Linked DNA regions of Mus musculus: region 2 is linked to region 1. A link is a loop called in an ENCODE intact Hi-C map of the cell type or tissue named here. Cell type or tissue: left cerebral cortex. All regions are shown on one strand. Each heading gives the region's core, and the rest is flanking DNA. Links, peaks and the distances in the headings are about the cores only. Region 1 has its middle 45 kb from the start of Gm40118. Region 2 holds the start of Kcnd3 (potassium voltage-gated channel, Shal-related family, member 3).

The links. A loop is a pair of places that touch in the nucleus more often than their neighbours do. Peaks named below come from ENCODE experiments on the same cell type or tissue, not always from the same donor. Only the 100,000 strongest peaks of a DNase experiment are listed, where the experiment ranks them.
Region 2: a loop joins it to region 1, with 2.4 times the contacts of the local background. A loop is called at or near these places in 2 of 42 quality-filtered maps.

The regions. Positions count from the first base shown.
Region 1 is chr3:105,146,887-105,157,173 of GRCm38, forward strand. No RefSeq gene overlaps it. Among named protein-coding and RNA genes, the nearest start is that of Gm40118, 45 kb to the left of the region's middle. In left cerebral cortex, for the core only: a CTCF peak has its summit at 5,071; a DNase peak (open chromatin) is centred at 5,087.
Region 2 is chr3:105,446,203-105,456,489 of GRCm38, forward strand. It overlaps Kcnd3 (potassium voltage-gated channel, Shal-related family, member 3), which reads left to right and starts at 5,688. Exons shown (of 8, transcript NM_019931.2): 1 at 5,688-6,515. It overlaps Kcnd3os (potassium voltage-gated channel, Shal-related family, member 3, opposite strand), which reads right to left and starts at 6,753. Exons shown (of 4, transcript NR_040759.1): 1 at 6,351-6,753; 2 at 5,313-5,468; 3 at 4,927-5,226; 4 at 1,988-2,218. In left cerebral cortex, for the core only: a CTCF peak has its summit at 4,573; DNase peaks (open chromatin) are centred at 4,705, 5,023, 5,638, 6,294 and 5 more places; H3K4me3 peaks cover 3,500 bases; H3K27ac peaks cover 2,642 bases.

The sequences.
Region 1 (10,287 bases), core at 1,412-9,411:
CACCATACCCTTGGAAGGACAGGGCTATGCTAGGAGTGTTGAGAGGCTCTATTAGCTCTGACCTGGCAAATGCAGTTCAGCTAGAAGGGGCTGATTTTTCACACACCATATGTGTGTCTCAAGGCTTCTACAATCTTGTGGTTGAATGCACATTCTTCCTCTGTCCCTTTGCCCAGGATATGGCTTCGTGCTTGACCTCTCTACATTTCAGTTGCATTATCTGAAAAATAGTTACTAGAAGTGTCCAACTCTAAAGTGTGGTTAGCACCAAATGAGATAAATGCACGTGAAGAGCTTTGAACAAGATCCCTGGCACACGCTAAGCATTCAGTAAATAATGATCAGTATTATTGCAGTTTATGGGATGCAATGCTACAAATGTTTAATGAGCACCTATGGCGTGATTCAGGCAGAGATATCACGTGGAGTACTTGCTCCCCAGTTTAGATTCCTCTTTTCTATTTGCCAAAGTGCTTTGAAAAGCATTAAGTACATAGTAGTTGGTTGATCAATCAATGCTTTGTGATTGATGTTGTTATAAATGTTTCCACCTGCCAATCTTTTTTAAAAAATGTTTTATTTATTATATTTATATTTATTATATGTATATGAGTACACTGTAGCTGTCTTCAGAAAAACCAGAAAAGGGCATCAGATCTCATTACAGATGGTCGTGAGCCACCATGTGGTTGCTGGGGATTGAACTCATGACCTCTGGAAGAGCAATCAGTGCTCTTAACCTCCAAGCCATCTCTCTAGCCCCTCCACCTGCCAATCTTAATCCATCTTTCTTCTCTTGGAAAAACCAGTGGCTGTGTGATGATGTCCCAAAACCCAATATTGGGAGCCAGGTGACCTGGAGGTTAAGTTACTCCCCGATTTGGGCCTCCAGGGCTTGGCTTAGATACTATCTCAGGTCCTTTGTGCATATCAGTTCTTAGGGAGAGTAAGTATCAAAGAAGCTGAAACCTTGAAATGCTCCCCAAACTCTTTGCACTTGGAGCTCAACTATCTAACTTGGAAGCTACTGTTAACTGTTTTCAGCTGAGAACCAGACTAAATAGATATAAATGCCCCCTCTGTTGTATATTTCAGCTCATCTCTCTATGCTAACTATGGTTGTAGCTTACGTGGTCATGCTCAACAGTTCTCACTTCCCTTGTGGAATTCAGGTCAGTGGGGAAATCCCATAAATATGGACACATCCATATGGTGAACACCTGCATGAAGTGTATATTAATACTTTGGGAAAAGTCCCACTTCTTAGTTGGTCAATGGTACCTCTGACTACTATTGGGAGGGAAGAGACTAACAATTTGTAAACATTAAGATGTTATTGTCTAAATTAGCTGAAATTTTGGCTAGAGACATTTTTTTTTTTTTTTTATCTAAGCCAGTTACTGGGCTGTTCCCATGTTGAGGAATCAGCAAATCAAGTTAGCTATCCCGTTTGGTCTTCTTGATTTTTCTTTTCTGTCTGTAACCAAGATCTTCAGGGGGTCTTCCCCTATTATATCTGATCCATATTACTTTGGAAGGGGGGAGGGTCCAAAGCCTTTTCTTCTTTCCTGTTAACACAAATATAGAGCCTCTCTCCCAAAATAGCATGACTGTGGTCCAATAACTGGAAATCATAAAAGTATAGCTTGACCTCTCTCTCAGAGGAATTTAAATATAAATACCACCAAATGTATAATCATATTCATTTTGATAATTAAAACAACTCAAAGCAATTAAAACAATCTAAACAAATATTATCTATTGAGATAGTGCTCCTCCACTATCTCCTGTTTGTTTTATGATTAATTTTAAATAGTGAGTTCAAGGCCTAAGTCTCTACTGTCTGAGATAGGTTTGGCTCCCTACCCTCTGCCTTTTGACCTATGTCTTAGTCAGGGTTTCTATTCCTGCACAAACATCATGATCAAGAAGCAAGTTGGGGAGGAAAGGGTTTATTCAGCTTACAATTCCATACTGCTGTTTATCACCAAGGAAGTCAGGACTGGAACTGAAACAGGTCAGGAAGCAGGAGCTGATGCATGGGCCATGGAGGGATGTTTTTTACTGGCTTGCTTCCCTTGGCTTGCTCAGCCTGCTCTCTTATAGAACTCAAGATTATCAGCCCAGAGATGGTCCCACCCACAAGGGGCCTTTCCCCCTTGATCACTAATTGAGAAAATGCCTTAGAGTTGGATCTCATGGAGGCATTTCCTCAACTGAAGCTCCTTTCTCTGTGACAACTCCAGCTGTGTCAAGTTGACACAAAACCAGCCAGTACAACCTATAATTTAAGATCAAAAGCCTAGATTTCTTTATTCCATGTATACTTAAGAACATTTAAACAATTACCATTATACAGCCTTCTGTCCTTAAAAACAATTAAATCAAATTTCATTCATCTCTATCCTTTGATTATCTGCTTGTAGGAAACAAGCATCTACTATCTGACTCTCGCTCTGTACCATCTGACTCTCTGTACCATCTGACTCTTTCTACCATCTGACTCTACCATCTGACTTTCTCTACCATCTGACTCTCTCTGCCTCTGAGCAACCTGTCTCTTTGCACAGCAGGGGCTCCCAGCATCTCTGAGCTCAAGTTCTTTGTATTGTTCTGGACTCCCCATGTGGCTCAGGCAAAACCTATAGCCTGCTAAGAAGCCAATTCTCCCCCAAATCTTAATTTAACATCATGGCATGTGTGTATGCCATCAGAGAATCTCTAAATAATTTTTAATAGTGAGTTCTTGCTTACCATGTTAGTGCCATCTGTAGCGGTAAATTAGTTCAACTGCTTTGGCTTCAGGTGGGTGGCTCTTTCAGCCACCCACCAGAGCCCCTTAGATTCTCAAATGAAACACATACACACACAAGTTAATTTTGATATGTTTTGACTGGCTCAATGGTTGGGCACTTCTAAATTCCCCCATGGCTAGCCATCATACCCCCTTCTGGTATTCCTGAGTTAATGTATTTTAAAACCTATATTTCATCTCTGCTACCTCAGACTTAACTGCGGAAGTGGTCTCTGGGCACTTTCTGGGATTCTTACATGCCAGTGGGCCTTTAAATTTCATCTTTTTCCTTCCCCGTCATGGCTTCTCCTCTCGTCCCTCTCCTGGCCCCTTGTCTGTGTAATCTAAAAGTCTCATCTCCATCTTTTGGCCCAGTCATTGGGTGTATGGTAATTCTTTATTATCAATCGAAACCAGCTGGGGGCAGGGACCCTCAGGTCTGGAGGAGTTGAAATATGACAAAGTGCGTTAGAACTGATTGCCAACACAGGCATTCTTTTTTTTTTGGTTTTTCGAGACAGGGTTTCTCTGTATAGCCCTGGCTGTCCTGGAGCTCAGTTTGTAGACCAGGCTGGCCTCGAACTCAGAAATCTGCCTGCCTCTGCCTCCTGAGTGCTGGGGTTAAAGGCGTGTGCCACCATTCTTATTTCTATCTTGACAAAGCTGCTAAGTGTGAGCAACTTGCTAGGTGGAGGCAAAAGGAACATGGAGCCTGACTCAAATAAGTGTTCGATCAGAAATGGACATCCTGGCACTGTCTTCAGTGCTTTCCTAGGAAGCAGGAGTTGGCATCACATGACTGAAACAGTGGGAGCATGAAGTTAAACAATTGGGATCAGTTATGTGAACATCTAGCTTCTCCTTCAACTTGGCCAAAACCAATTTTATTTCTTTATGGAGCTCTTACAGGAAAAAAAACCCAAAAATCAAAACAAAACAAAACCCAAAACTCCCCTTACTTTGTGAATTTGTTGCTGGAAGTCCTTGGTTAAATAGGAAGTGGATGTGTTTACTGGAGACCTGGATCTTTTGGCTTTGAAGCAACAGAAATGAGACCCTGCCAAGTTTGTGTACGTTGCAGGCAAGGCTTTAATGGGGGCTTTGGCTCATGGGAGAAGAGAGCAGCAACTGGCCGAAGAAGAGGCCGGGCGGCTCTTAACTGCAGGGAAAGGCAAGCTCTTATTGATTGCAGAGGCGGGATAATGGGAGGTCAGCATCTTGCCTGAAGGTCTTCAAGTATTTAGTGCTAGGTGGGTGGAAGCTGATGGGCAGGCGTCAGGTGTGGGGAAAAAAGCAGGGAGCCAGGAGTTTATTTTACCTCCTTTCCTCTTTTGGTGGTTTCTGTCTCAGAGCCAAGAGTGAAAGAGATGGGGGAAGGAAGGCTGGTGTTGGAGGGGGGCAGGTTTCTCTTTCTTCTACCTGCATGAAGGACCGGCCCAGGACAGCTAGACACCCTGTCTTCCAGGCTGGATTCAAACTTGATTTGAAGACTGTATAAGCTAAGTAGAAAATTGAGAGGACAATCCGAGAGTTGCTCACTCACCAAAACGTGGCATCAAGTTGGCAAGGCCGAGTCCTGTTGTGGAAATGTGTATGAAGAAGTTCTTGCACCAAGCCTCTGGTGTTCTCACAGGAAGGGGCTGGACTACACCCTTTTCTAGCAAGGTAGATCCTACAGCAAGGATCCTGGGCTGGGGGAAAGCAGGAGTGAGGCTGGCCACATTCCGACAGCTGTGAACTGGCGAAGGAGTCTGGGCTAGAACACTGTGAGCAGCAGAGCTTGGGGTATGTGAACCAGCAAAGTACACACCTCCTGTGGGAACCTTCCAGAGGCCCCTGGCCTCCTCCCTCCTTCTTACACCCCCACCTTCTGCCAGTCTTAACTTAATACCGTTGACAGTTACTTGTTCACATTTCCTTTCCTTATGTAGAATGACTGAAAGCCTGGAGGGACTGTCTCTCTGTGTTCCGTCCCTCTGCCTGGCAGATAACAAGAGGGCAATAAAAACAGGTAAGTCAGGCTGAATGCCCTCAGAACCAAGCAGGCTCAATGGAAATGCTATCTCCTTTCTCTTCTAAGTGGTGTGACGGTTGGCTTTGGACGCTGACGATGGAGATTGCTTACTTTGTACATTTTCCAGTCCTTGGTCCACCTTTGCTCCTCTCCCCTCTGTCATGGGCCCCTGCCTCAGGGAACAGAAGCTTTATGAAGGAACCTTTTGGTGCTGGGCTTAATTCAGCTCAGCGTACCTCCACCGGGAGTAGCTGATTCAGAAGCCAGAGGGCGCTGCCCCGCCTCCTCTAAAATGCTTGGCTAAGGGTTGGCTGCCGGAGGTGTGGCAGTCTCACTCCACAGCCCCCTCACTCTAGCCCCAGCTCAGACAGAGCAAGGACTGATTCGATACAAAATTATCTCTGCATCCTGCCAAGGAAAGAGCAGGAGGGGAGCCTCTTCCTTGGGGGTGAATTATTTAATCACTCGTCTTCCCCTTGAATCAATGCAGCTAATGAACTTTTTTTTTTCTTTTTTCTTTTGCCTCTTCCTCCTTCCCCTCTACCACCAGCCTCTTCTTATTCAGATTTCTCCTGTCCTCATCCCAGATCAGCAGGGACTTCACCCAGGGAAGGCTGGAAGACTTTACACCCCAGCCTTGTCCCACAGGGCTGCTTTTCCTCCCAGGGCACAGTCTGCTCTGAAATAACACTGGTGTTAGGCCCCTGTGAATGGTAGACTCTGCCAGTGTCACACAGAGGCAAGGCCCTCCAGCTGCCTCTGAGAGTGAAACTTCAAAAGTAGGTGGTTGGGGTGACAGGAGGAAGGGAGCTGTGCAGTCATTTGTCATGGCTAAATGGAAATTTATCGTTATAATCCTAGGGCTATAGCTAGGCTGGCAAGGGGAACAGAAATCCAGATATTTCTGGGGAAAAAAAAAAACCAAAAAAACAAGTCTCTCTAAATCAATCTAATGGCTGCTGGTTCTGGTGGCATTGGGAGTCTTGACATCTCTGGGATGTGATAGCCCGAGGTTAGAGGCATGAAGAGCTGGCTCATTTCCCAGACAGCCTCGCAGGTGTCAATAACTCCATATCACCATGGGACAGCCTCCTGATACTTTAGGAGAGCTCAGCCATAAACCTGTGATGAGATTAGGAGAAAGAAACTTGCAGGGATAGGATCAGTTGGAGACCCTGAAAGCAGCCAGTTCTGTCAGGAGTGTCCTTAGTCTTACTGCAGTTGTGTCTTGGCTGGAGGCCAGTGTGAGTCCCAAAGATGCTAGGAGAAAGACCACTGACCCAAATCACCACGGCCAAATTAATTAAAACAGGCGATTAATTAAAGCAAGCTCTTTAATTTGTGTACACGAACTGCCTCCCCCTAAGGTGGGAGTGGGGTTCAAGAGATCAGCCTTGGATGCAGAAAAAATAAAGTTTTTATAGTTTGGGGTAGAGGGTTTCCAAATAGGGGATTTGGTGGCTAAACTTGGGGTTACAGGAGCAACAGATAAGCAAAACAAGTCAGTCATAATGACCTAAACCTCCTGAGACAAGACACAAAGACAAGGTGGTCCTAACAAGGCAGTCATGACGGTAGTCAAAACAACCTTTTGAAACAAAAGTAGGGTTTCAAGGCGGTTATAAACAACTTTCTGAAACAAGCCCTGGCTGTACTTTCCTGAAACAGGCAGTACAGAACCATTTGTAGTTAAGGTTACAGATGGGGCATAGCCCAGTTCTTGAGAAACAGAGATTTAATTATAAACAAGAACAAGCCTAGTTCATCTTTACTATAAGATGTTTCTCAAGCCTAAAACGGAGGCAGGCTGGTTCATCACCAGAAACATGGAAAATATTTTGACTAGAGATATTGGTTTGTGTCCTTGGTTTTAAATCTTTCTTCTTTTGCACAGAGAATTAATGAGCAGAGCTGCCTGGAAGCTACTTGTGATCAGATACTTCCCTGATCTTTGGATGTGTTGTGCTGAAACCTGTCTAGTCACCAGGATGGAGAGGTACAGTACATCTCACAGGGCTCTAAGGTTTGACCAGCTGGACTGGTCATCTTACCACCCCATAATGCCATATGTCATCCAAATCATTTCAAAGACCAATTTACTTCCTCAGGAATGAGCCTATTTAGCCCCTAGCCAAAAAAAAAAAAAAAAAATCCTTTGGCAGCAATTCTGTCTCAGTCTCTGGCCCCTTCCCATTATGTATGCCAGGCCCCCAAGTCTAAACTTGCCAGTAACCCTCTCTTGTGAACCTGTCTAATGTGCGGGAACTCTGCTTGCTTTCTCTTTATAATAAAACTTCTTGATCTCACCCATCATTGTCTTTGAAATTCATTCTTGGGGTTTGTGAGACGGAGTACCCCGATCTGCTGACTCAGTGGAAGCCGTGTGTGCATGTATGCCTGTACCTTTGCCTTTGAGTTAAGCCCACTTGACTCGGGAATATCTCCATCATATTCACAGACCTCATAGATCTTAGTTTCACCCAGATGTATTTACTAGGTTCCCAGTTCTTTCCTATGTACCACAGAGGATGGAGGAAGGGAGTGAAGAATACCTGTCCCTTGGGTGGTTTCTAGTATGATTGAGGGAGAAAACTAAGGCCACGGTTCAAGTTCTGGCACAAGTGTTTCATGCTGTTTGCACGAATGGGTGAGTGGAGAGAGGGGCTGTCAGTCAATTTCTCATTCTTTGAAGTTGCTTCTCAGTTTATGAAGGATTTTTCAGATAGAAACTTAGCTTTTTTTGATGTTTTGATTCCTATGTCAATATTTCTGTTATGCCCAAATTTTGCTGATGGGGCAACAGGTTGAGAGAATTTAAGCAGTACATGGAATTCATCACTGGTTCTGACCTTGGGTTCCTTGCACTTTTTCATTGCAATATGCCAATGAGTGAGAGAAGAGGAGAGAAGACTCACGGTGAGTAGGGTTTAGAGTAGTGGCAAGCACAGCCTTTCAGGATGGAGAAATGGCAGCAGCAGTGTGCCTACTTGGCACGGTAGAGGCTAAAAGGTGTTGGATGATAGTGCAAACACAGTAGTGAAGTCAAGATGGGAGATGCCAACTGATGCTCAGGGCTTGACCTGCAGACAAGGGTGTGATAAGTTTGCAGGACCTGGGGGGATGCAGGCAGGGGAGTTTGGGTGGGTGAAAGACACAGAAAGAGACACTAAGGTTTGGAGGTGGCATGGAGTCTTCCCTGAAGGCATGGCAGTGTCTACCCCTGTATATACTATGCCTATCAGATGGTGTTCTTAGGGACACAGAGGTAATGATGGTAGAAATGCTACCATAGGATAGCTTTGAGTCTAGGTCTGCAAATTTTGCAATTTCCAGACCCCATGAAAGGACAAGCCTGGCAACCTCTCCAATTGCTTGTTCCTTTTCCTCCTTCCTTCTCTTATGCTTATTTTTAAATTGAGATAGGCTCTTGCTTTGCTGCACTGGAAGATGGCCTGGAGTTCACTGTATTGCAAGGGCTGGATATGAACTCTTGATCTTTCTGCTCCCGCCTCTCAGATGCAGGAATCACAGGCACCAGGACTGTCAAGGTCCCCTATTTCTTCAGTGGTCAGCTGGAACATTACCACCCCAATACTCGGCTTCAGTTCTACATTTTCATGCCACCCTCTGTTTCTCCCATGTGGCACTTGCCATAGTAGTAGTTGGTTGATTAATACCTGACTTGGCTATGAATCACCAAGTTCCATGGATCAGAAGTTGCTCTATGATGTTCAGGGTTAAAACTCCAACAAGGAGCATGGAACTGGGACTAATTATCAGGAAATATGTACTTAATGACTGAATGGATCTTGGAGTGGATATGATTAATTAATTATTATTAATCAATTATTAATTATTAATTCGCATGGCAGGTAGGAAGATATAAGGTCATCTCAAAAGATCTTTATAAAGCTATTGAAAATAGGATCAATCAGTGTTGCTGGGACAGGAATAAAGACAGCAGTTCTTAATCTTCTTAATACTGTGACTCTTTAATGCAGTTTCTCATGTTGTGCTGACCCCCTAACCATAACATTCTTTTTGTTGCTACTTCATAACTGTAATTTTGCTACTGTTATGAATCACAATGTAAATATTTTTTGGAGATAAAGGGTTGGTAGAGGGGTTGTGACCCACAGGTTGAGAACTGCTGATTTAGAGTTTACTAGCGGTAAGAACAAGTTTGGTGTCAATCACGCAGAGTGACGGGAGGGTGGAGGATGGTTGAGTGTTTGGAAGAATGGCACAACAGCATGCCTGCTATCCATTCAGAGAACAGAGGAGAGGAAAAATTAGAAAGGCTCCCAGACGAGAGGACGGAAGGACAGAAGGGTGGACGAGAACAGCAATTTCCTGAGGGGAGTGTTGAGACTCATAGAGCCCTCTCTCTTCCCACCCTCCTTTGCAGCCTAGTTTTACTGCTTCTTCTCTTAGACCTTCTCTGTCCTCTGTTTAGGGATTCCTTTGTGTCTTCTTTACCTGGCGGAGCCTTTGGTGTTTCCTATCTCGGATTCCACCCTTTACCCTCATTCTGATCTCTTTTTTTCTGTCCTTTCCCCCACCCTTAGATTGTCCAAGCCCCCTCTCTCCATCTCTACTTGGTACCATTGCCCTTTGGGGTTTATCATACCTCTCTATTCCCCCCCCCCTGCTCATTCTGTTTTGCAGGCTGGATATTTTTTAAGATCTTCCAGATAGATTGATACCAACACTGACAAATTCTTTTGGCCTTTCTTCTCTTAGCCTCTTAGTCCATTTATATATGCCAGCACTTCTTTCTTCCCATAATTCCCCTTCCCACAAATTCCCCTTCCAAGTCTAAGCATATATGCTTTGATCATAGAAACTGGACTAGGTACTGGACTGGCTTTTTCAGTTTCTTTTATGTTTCTTTCCTTGCATTTTCTTGGCCAGGTTGAGCAGAGCTGGAGTTTTTCCCCAACTGGGACCCATTCTCTCCACCTTGACCTCTCAGGCCCTTAGCTTATCTGCAGGGTCTATTCTGGCTTCCCGCTCTCACTTCTTACCTGATAATGAGGGAAATATCTCATTGTCTCTTCCTGTCTTAGTCTAACACCCTGTGCATTTGTCTTCACATCAGTGTGCCTGTCTAGAAGACTGTCAAGGGACTTGGATGTGGCTGATGTCACTCCCTTTCAGTCTAGCTGAGTGTTGTTATAGAAAAGTAGGCTCTTTATGAATACTCTTTGATGCTAATGTTTTCATGATGTTGCAGATGAAGAGATGATGATAAGTGAGATAAATCATGACAGTTTCTGGACCACATGAAATAGGTACTCAATAACCATTAGTATGGATGGTAATGTTAATTGCTTTCCAAGACTCTCCTTTTGACTGCCAATATGGGAACTGACTCAAAGGGACTTCTGGAGGGAGGAAGCACAATGTGGTGGAGTTTAGTCCACTCCCAAAAGCAGAACGTGAACTTGGGCTTCTGTAGAGACAGGAGATAGGAAGG
Region 2 (10,287 bases), core at 862-8,861, 300 kb after region 1:
TTTTTTCTCTCCCCATTGTGTCTCCATGCCCATGTTTGAGATCCATCGAAAAGGGACTTGGACACAGACCAGATGGCAAATCTGTCACCTATTCTGCACACTCATAATCAAGGGAACTACAGGAGTGACTGTTAGAATAAGTCATCATCTAGATGCACTGAGCATCTCCCATGTGCCTCACGCTGTGTCAGGAGTCAGAGCTGGCTGAGACCGAGTCCTTGCCTTACCACATAAAGGCTAGAAAGAGACATCGTGTGCAGACAACTAAGCCTGTGCAGTACAGATGGGAAGAACTACCCTTAGGATACACAGGAAGGACTGCAGAACCCAGGAAGTGCGAATAGTCGGTTCATCTGGGATGCAGGAAGGACTTTATTAAAACTTAGAATGTAAACTTTGTGCTGGGTATTTAAGGTTTGAGACTGAGTAAGGTCAGCTAGGAAAAGAGTGTTCTGTAGTTACTTCCTCAGAACTGAGACAAACTCTCCTGGAAGGAGTAGAGAGACTCGTAGGAATAAGAAGTTAATAAACTTAGAGGTTCAGGAAACCCAGCAACTTTCAAATTCACAAGCATGAATGCACCACCACCACCACCACCACCACCACCACCACCACCACCACCACCACCACCACCTGCCAAAACCAAGGTTGCGAAACATTGAACAACTGTTGGGAGAAGATGCTGTCTGGTAAGAGCTGGGTACAAGTTGGGCAGGGAACTCTTAAGGCTGCAATGATCCCAACTCCCTACCCAAGCTCCTCATGTTCCTGTATATACTCGCTATAAACTCACTACATTTGAGTGGAATCCTTGACCTGACATCAGTCCCCTAGGCGGGGTGAATACATGTTTGTTCACATAACCCAACAATGTGGAAACAATGAGAAAGTAGTGGTGGGCATTTCTGGAGGACGGGAGACAGCATGTGCAGAGGTTTGAAGACTTGATGGGGCAAGAAGCCATCAGAAAGGGACAGAGCCTGTGCTCTGGGAGGAGAGTGTAAGTAGGTCAAGTAGGTCCAGAAGTGAGACAGATGACAGCACGGGGATAATCCAGTAGGAGAGGGTAGTGAGATGTAACAAAGAGGTGGGGGGGGGGTGGTCAAGAACAGAGAAACCAAGAAGCCAGAGTAAAGTTAACACCACATGTCTGTATAAACTTTTCCTGGAAAACAACAGACAGAGAAGCAAAGAAGAGCAAGAAATGGTTCTGGAAACAGTGCACATGCAGGAGGAGGCACTGGAGCTGAGGAAAGCTGGCTAGTAGAGTGCTTGCCACACAAGTGTGAGGACCTCGGGTTAGTTTCTAATGCCCACAAAAAAGGCCAGGTGCAACAGTACCTGTATGACCCCATCTCTGGGGAGGCAGGGATAGGAGGGTCCCTGGGGCTTGCTGTCCAGACCCTAGCCTAAGAGGCTGAGCTGCAGTTCCTAATGAGGAGTCCTGTCTCAAAAGACAAGGGGAACACTGCAGAGGTCCCCCTCTACCAACTCCCTTCCTTTGTGTATCTCTGAGTATTGATGTCTACCATAAAGGCACAGAATACACAGCCAGCAGCCAACTTAGGGATGTTCCAGCTCGGAATTGACATGCATAGCTAGATGCGGTGGTTCGAATGAAAATACTCCCTACCCCAACCCCCACATAGGCACATGTGTTTGAATACTTGGTCCCCAGTTGGTGAAACTGTTTGGAAGGATTAGGAAGTATGGCCTTGTTAGAGGAGGTGTGTCACTATGAGGTGGGCTTTGAGTTTTCCAAAGCCCACTTCATTCCCAGTTAGCTAGCTAGAGCTCTCTCTCCCTCTTTCCCCTCCCCCACCCCTTCTTTTCTCCTCTCTCTTCTCTCTTTGCCTTGTGCTTATGGGTCCTCTCATCTCCTGCTCTAGCAGCATGCCCGCCTGTCTGATGCCATGCTCCCTACCATGGTGGACATGGACTCTAACCATCTGAAACCAAGAGCTCCAAATTAAACACTTTCTTTTATAAATTTCCTTGATTATGATGTTTTATTACAGCAATAAAAAAGTATAAGACCCTGAATATGCCTCAGGATTTGCAAGGCACAATGGGTCCCCCCAGACCCCCCAGAGGGCCCATGTCATTATGCTCGTAGCTCCTCTTCTGGCTTCTGGTCTCCCATGTCCCTCCTCATATGCTCATGTTCTTTTGAACTGAAAGAAATGGACTCTGGTAGCAAATTCATCAGCTCCTCTGCCTGATGGTGAGACAAGGGAGTGAGAAGCAGGGACTGAACCAGAAAAAAAAAAAAAAAAAAAAGAAGAGGAGGAGGAGGGAGAGGAGGTGATGGGGAAAAAGAGGAAGAGGATGAAGAGAAAGAAGAGAAGGAGGGAGAGGGGGAAGAGGAAGAGAAGGAAGAGGAGAAAAAGAAAAGTGGCATGAAGAACTGGAGGCTACTCTTGCTGAACACTCCCCATGGCTTCATTTTCTGGAACCTGCCTGTGTGTGTTTGGGTAAATGCTTGGATAAAGCAGGAGGTTGGAGCCTGTGGACAGACAGGTCTCAGCACTTATTCCTTCTGTGTAAAACTTACCTCTGGGCATGTGGATTGCTCATCGCTGTCTCTGACTATGTCTCTGTCCCCTTTCTCATCGCTGTCCCTGAATCTCTCTCTGTCCCCTTCCTCATCACTGTCTCTGACTCTGTCTCTGTCCCCTTCCTTATTGCTGTCCCTATGGCTCTGGCTCTGTCCCCTTATGCTCTTCTGGAGCTTAGGGACTCAGCCCCATGATTCAATGTGACCTGACAGGCTCCAGCCTGGCATTTGTATTGTCATGTGCATAGTGGTTTAATGTGTGTGCCCGTGCACCCCCACACAATCTGACAGTTCTAACTTTTTTTCCTAGACAAAGTTCTCCATACCTCCTATCTTAAACAACAAACAACTACCCAAATTCCAGGCATGTTATCTATGACAGTCACTGAAGAGCTGTAATTTTTATCATTGAACATTTTAGAGATGGTGGGGTGGGGGAGGCACAGAGAGGTTAAGTAAGTTCCCTATGGTCCCACAGCCAGGTAACAGCCAGAGACAGGCTCAAACCTAGTAACAGCCAGAGACAGATTGAATCACTCTGACCTCAAAGTATGTTTTACCCCTTCAAGGTACATGAGATTCTCAATGTAGAAAGCTTGCAACCCTCAGAAAAGTCCCAACTTCAAAATAGTTGCCCAGCACGGGGACAAACAATCGAAGTAGGACAGCCACAAGAAGTGAGGGCTAGAGCGAGCCTTTAGGATACCTAGGCAAGCTTCAAAGAGCAAGCCTGAGTTCAACAGCGCTAGAAAGAACAGCGCAGGCAACAACAGCCAAGAGGGAGCAGACTATAAGCTATGCTGCTCTTTTCTCTCACAGTCCACATGGCGACAGACACCACCAGAGCCTCGGGACCAAGGAAGAATCCTTACGTGTGCACAGCTTGGAAAGGACACAGACACACACATGCAATCTCCCATAGGAGCATTGTCTTTAAATGGAAAAGATAACCTGAAATACACTCTGAGCTTGCAGAACACACATACACACTGGGGCTGGAGTGACTGAACCAACACTTGAGCCCTGTCAGTGGTAAGAGGAGGAAACCTACTGCCCTGGCAGTTCCTGACTTTCAGTTCCTATTTAAAATGTCTGAATTGGGAGCATCGACAGGCTCCCAAATTAGCTTTTTAAATAGAAGCTGAGAGTTAAAGGAAAAGCGGCCGCGTCATGGGGGAAAAGCAAGTGAAAAATCCCGGCCAGGCTGGTCCAGAGGCAGAGGGGGGAAGGAGTCAACAGGCATGGCTAGGGAGATTCTAGGAGGAAATGGAGGGTACCCAGCATCTCCTGGACAGTGTCTCCTCCAGTGGCTTGAACCTAAGCCAGGTACCTTCTTTCTCCTCACCATCCAGCCTCAAGGAGAACTGTAAACAAAACCCACAGTGGCCTGAACTAGAAATCCAAGTCTCCCTTACTTTTCTTGAGATACTGGAGACAAAAAAAAAAAAAAAAAGAGAGAGAGAGAGAGAGAGAGAGAGAGAAAGAGAGAGAGAGAGCAGTTCACAGGCACTGCACTTAGATTGCCAAGTATGAGCATCTGAGGATCGGGATTGGAGGATGTGGGGCAGGGTGTGAGTGTCCTGTCTCCACAAATGGCTTACAAAGTCCCAGAGACCACAAGCTGTCACATTAGTAGACCACTCCAAGAGTCTAGTGGTGTTCCCTCCCTGACAGTTTGGGGGGCTCGATCCTGGAAGTACCTTTATGTTGCTGAACAATGGCAATGCCGTACAGGAAATTCAAACTTCGACAGAAATAAGATATTATATTTTCACTGCTCCAAAACTGGACAGAAGGTGTTAGATCAAAGGAAAATGTCACTACTGGGACCAGGCTTCTCAGAGACAGAGAACCTTCTCTCAGGAGTCAATTCAACTGAGATTTAAAAAACAAAAAAACAAAACAAAACCCCACCACCACTAGCAGTAGCAACAACAACAAAAACCTCTCCCAAATAGAGGAGGGAGGGAGAATCCTCGCCAGGGCCTTCCCTGAATTCTTCCAGGGTTGGCCAGGGAGTGGCAGTGTTGTTAATCATTAGTACTGTATGCAAATGAGTATGCAAATCTCACGGGGTTCTTGGACTCTGGGCAAATGTTAATGGGGTCCACACCCACCTCTTGAAGGGCCAATTGTACACCTTTCATACTGACAAACTTAAAGGAGCTTTGGTTAGGGTAAGTGAGCCTATGAAAAAGAAGCTCAGAAGTACTGGAGGCCCAGAGTAGCTGAGACCTCAATAACTACTCCTCGACTTGCACTTCTGGAACAGGATCGGTTTGCCACAAACCAGAAACCCTATTCTTGACTCACGCCTTCACCCTCTCCGCACATTTCTCTTTCCTCTGCTTTTGTGTTTCAGCACACACCTTTCCATACTCAGAGCTGCCATCTCTCAAGCCAAGGCGTTCCGGTCCGGGCAGAGGCACGAAGCTGCTTGCTTCGCGATCTCCAGGCTCGGGAGTCCCAGCACCCAGGCCGGAGACACAGGGAAAGCCGGCCACGGTTTGGCTTAGCAGCCAGGACTGGGCTCTACTCTGCTGCCGCGATGGTCCTGGGACTCTCAGCTGGATCCTATGCTCCCGTGGTTGTCCCACTCCTCACGCTGGGTCCGAGTACTAAGCAATAGATAACTCTGGGCTCTGGAAAGGATCCAGGGCCTGGGCCCGCTTTGGAAAGATAGAGAAATGAGAGTTCCTAAATCCCCAGTCTTAATTCTGGGTATTCGTGGTGGGGTATTGGAGCGAATCCTGACCTTCTGGCCATGTGTCAGAGGTCACTCCTGAACGACAGTGGCTCTTACGCGGAGATAAAGGCAGTTTGTCTTCCGTGGGATCTTCCCAGCTTTGGCAAACACACCTGACTGTTCAGGGTCAGCCTGTAAGCTTGCGCGGCGACCAGCTGCACCTCACTAGGTGACCAAGGAGAGGAGTTAGTTGCTCTACCGCGTGGACAGTGAATGGGAAACAGACAGCCAGTTAAGTGTACACACCCCACGCGCATACACGCCAGCGCTCCCTACCACCTCTTCCTAAGTCCCCAGCCACACACGCCCCCGAACTCACGATCACGCCGCACGCCCGGCTCCTCCCCCACCCCCAAGCCAAGCTCACCTTGCCACGCTCGCCCCATGCCCACCCTCGCCGGCACACGCGCTCACACTCGCGTCCGCACACTCCACTACCACCTCCAGGCACACCCTAGGATTCCTCCACTCTCCTGGGGAGACGCACCAGGCTCTGCCTAGTCTCCCCGCCTCCCCCCCCCCGCTGCAGCCCCCCCACTCACGCGCGCGCCCTACACACACACACACACACACACACACACACACACACACCCTCGCGCAGAGTCACTCCCCCTCGCACGCCCTCGCCCTGGGCACCCTCCGGCGGCTAGGCTCCCGGGTCCTCCTCCTCGCTCCCTCCGCAGCCTGGCCGCTCTGCTCTCTCGGGCCCGGCCTGGGGCCGCTCGGCCCGTGGGGATCGGTGGGGAGCGGAGGGCGCAGCCTCGCCGCCTCCCCCGGACTCTCCTCTCCGCCCCGCCCGCGCCGCGCCCCCACCGCCTCCTCGGGAGAGGCAGCCCGTGGCCGGCCCGGCTCCGCTCTGCCCGGCATCAGCGGCGGCGGGGGCAGGGAACGAGCGAACCGGAGCTCACGAGCCCGAGAGCGGAGCGGCTAGGCGGGGAGGGGACACGCTGCCAAGCCCGGGCTGGAGCGGCGGTGGCGGTGGCGGCGGCGGCGGCGGCGGCAGCGGGGGAGGAACGGCCCCACGGACGGACCGACGCACGAACCGACCGAGTGAAGGAGGGACGAGCGAGACTTCGCCGGCGAGGAGGAGCCGCCCGAGCGGCGGCTGCTGGGCGCTTCCCCGCGCTGCTGGGCGCTCTGCGCCTCGGCGGCCCCTGGCCTCAGCTTCCTCGCGCGCGCGGGGCGCGGGGCCTGGGGCTGGCTTCGGCGAAGGTAAGAGGGAAACGACCGAGCCTCCCAGAGACAGCAAGTGCGAGGAGCGCTGCTCCCACGCCTGTTGCTCCCGCTGCCCACGCGGCACCCTCCCACTCCCGCGCCCGGGTGGGTGGGCGCTGGGGCGCCGGAAGGATTGGGGGTGGGGCCGGGCCGTGGGGGAGCAAGCAGCCGGCCTGGGGGCGTCGGTTCCCTGGGCTGCAGAGCCACCTCCGGGCACTGGGGCGCCGAGAGGTTTGGGGGTGGGGGTGTGAACCTCTGCCCTCTTGCCATTGGCCTGCCTTCCCTCGCCGGGCGCCAGGAGCAGCGCCCCGGGACCTGGCTGCAGGTGGCGACGGTTTGCTCCGTCCCCGCTCTTTGTGAGCTGAGAAGAGAAATGGCTGAGAGTGGAAGCTGGGAGCCGTTTGGGGCGCTTTGCAAAGTTCTCCAGCCAGGCGAGCCTGTGTTTGCCTGTTAGAGGATGAGGCTGGTCCAGCTCGTCCTGCCTGGCACATCTTTTCTTTCCCGGGAAAGGTCCCATAAGTGTCCCGAGAGACCATAGGGAAGGGGGTTCAAATTTGTTTTAACAGAGTGTTTACACTAGGGATGGGCAGAGAAGTTACCTGGAAATCAACTAGATTCCTGTGCTTTCTTAGTGCTGGCATTTAATTCAGCCCACGTTGTTCTCCTTTTATCCCGGGCAGCCTTGATAAGTCAGCAACAGGCTGAGAGGTTCCAGACCTGAAATCAAGGCAAAGAAAGTCTCCGTGTATTTGACGGAGCCTCTGAACTTTCACGGGGTGATAGGCGGCACAATGCAATCAGTAATCAGGTTTTACAGGGTGGTCATGCATGAATGTAGGTGATGCTTGAATCGATGCCTTATTTACTGTTACTTCCAGGGAACCTGAAGGTTTAATCTCGGAAAGCGGGGGGAAGGGGGATTCTGGGCATTCATTCAATGCAAAGCGTGTGTACATTTCCCCATGTGGACACATACCGGCCCACTGAAAGGAGCTGATGTGTTTATTTTTTTTCCATGTTGCGTCTTGAATGCTATAAGACGTAAGTACACAAGGGACCTCCAGAGGAAGAACGATTAACAGCGGCTTCCTTTTGCCGTTGAGGAGGCTGGAGAAAGAGTTTGGGGAAACTGCACTGGCCATCCTAGGAGCTAGGAGAGGCACTGTAAAGAAGAGGATCTGCAGGTCCCAGGCCTGTGCCCCACGGGATCTCCAGCATGGCCCCCATGCTCATTTCATACCCAACAAAATCCCGCAGACACGGGACAGACTCCCTGGGGGCGTGAAACAGTTCCCCAGACCAGCTCTGATTTCTGAGGACTCTCCTCCGAGGTCATTGAAGGGCAGATCTTGGTGATGTGACTTTTTTTTTTTTGTTTGTTTTTCTGCTTTGTGTCTGTTCAGGTGAAATGGAAGTGTCAACCCCCCAGGACAGGAGGTCTGCCTTTTTTTTTTTTTTTTTTTTTGACCCTCTGCTTCTAAAATAGACGTTGCTTAGCAGGCAGCTGACTTTTTACAGCAGGAGAAAGTGTTCTCTTTTTCTTTTTCAGGATTTTTTCATGTTTGTCATTTCTGCATTTACCTGGTTTTAATCTCTCTCCCTCCTGCATCCCTACCTCACCCCACAGCCAAATCTTTCCTACTGTCAAACTCTTTTGCCACAAACAAAAATAGCTTCAGAGTTTTCATTTGTAAAGCACCCATGTCCTAGTAAAGCCGTGGTATGGGAGGCGTATGCGGTGCCATTGGCTGGAAATGGGGCCGCACTATAGCGCCTGTTGCAGGGTTCATACCCAGGCCAGCTCTGAGAGGCACTGGTGCTGTTAGGGGTGAGTGTTGCAGCAGGAACCTGTAAAAGTCCTGTTTAAGCCAGGTCATCCCTGCAGGGTTGTTGGGTGGGCGTGGCTGGTATGGACTTGAGGTTGTTGTCTGATAGACGATAGTCCTCTTCCAAACCGAGGTGTGTACATGTATGTCCATGTATGCACATATGCACATGTGCACAGAAAGCAGTAAAGGGGTAATTGCTATTTTCTTGGCACTCTAAACCTGAACGATAGGTTCTGAATCTCCGGAGATGATCTGGTACTTGCATGGGCCTTCTTGAAAAAAGACTGCCCTGGATTATTGTACAGGGTAAAAGTTTGCCCTTGGGACAAGAGACTTTAGGATAGATAGGGAGAGGATTAACGTTGCCTCGCTCTGAGCTTTCAATTACCCATCAGAAAGCAGTTTGTGAATTGCTCATGGCCTTAGAAGAGTTGACTCAGAGTTGGAGCTGAGGGCATGGAGCTCAGCTTGCAAAGTCAGGCAGCTGGCAATGGGATCCCAGAGTCCAAGGGGCAGTACTGGGAGACTGACAGGAGAGAAGGGCATTGTCTTCTCGGAGCCATGTGTCTGGCTAACAAGGCTCTTCCCGAGTAGGTCCTGATTCAGCAGTCTCTTAATCTTTGCCATTTGAACCCCTGCCAGCGCCCATCTTAGATACAGCAGAGGTATTAGGGGTCATGAGTCAAAGGGCCAGGAGGGGCTGGAGGCCCAGTTCTTTTCTTTTCTAGGAGGGTGAGTGGGTTTCTGTGGGTAGGCTGAACCTTAGATTGCTTTGGGTTCCAAGTGATGCAGGTTGTGTGCCCTGTTCTGGGCACCAGCCTCATCAGGAATTCCCAGAACTCCCTCTGCTGAGATGAGGCTCAGGCTAATTGTATCCCCACAGCAACCAACCCAGATGCTCCACTTCCCGCTCTGCATGGGCAGCCATCACAAGGCAGTTTCGGAGAGACTGGAGCTGTGGTCTCTGTGTCCTGGATCCAGGAGAATGACTAGAACCAATGGGTCCTCTGTCACTTTCTTCTCTGTCACTTTCTTTCCTAGCTCCTTCATTTTACAGATGAGGATTCTGCAACCCAGTAAGTTAGCAGTGGCTTGCTTCCAAAAGTTCAGGATAGATAGTACCAAAACAGACTGAAGGGTCCCCAGAGCCCGTGCTCTCAGCTTCCTGCTTCCGTGGGAGCATCAGGATTGGGCTGCACCTAGTTCAGGAAAGCCATTGGCAGTGAGTCAGACAAGGTCTGAGTTGAAAAATGTCCATATATATTGACTTAGCCACTTCGAAGGAACCTTCTAAGGCTTGGGCAGTTTTTTGTTTTTTTGTTTTTGTTTTTTTCCTGTCACCAATAGGTAGAAACATCATAGGATTTTTTTTCTGGGAAATAAATTAATGTTTTGTGATATGCAAACGTGCCTTGGACAATGCCCAGAGCTTTGTCAGTGCTCAGGAAACATGATTTGAGTCAGAATTGAAGTGATCTATACCTAGTGTATGGCTGTTTGTTTCCCAGACCCCCCGCCCCTTGGAACCCTAGCTAAGTATATGATGAGGGACAGGAATATCTGGTCCAAAGAAAACCTGTTTCCTTGTAAGGGCGAGTGCTTGAAGACAACTACACGATGCAGGGCGTGTTCCCGAAGCTTCTCTCAGTGGTGTGTGGGTTACTTGCTGTTGTGGATGGATAGTCTCCACTCTCTTCAGTTCTCTCAGTTCCTATAGTCAAGAGCGCATCAGGTCCGTGCTGTTTGTCTATCCTCTAAGCAGTGACACCTATAGGAAATGTCACTGTCATTCTTGTCTTCTGTGGCATCTGAACAACCTCCTTTACTAAAGGAAGAGAGGTTCTTATGAAAACTTTCCCCTAGCATGCAGGTGGGGAAGCTGAAGCAGAGATCAACTCCTTGAGGACACTTAACTGAGACTACAGTCAGTTCTCCGGTCT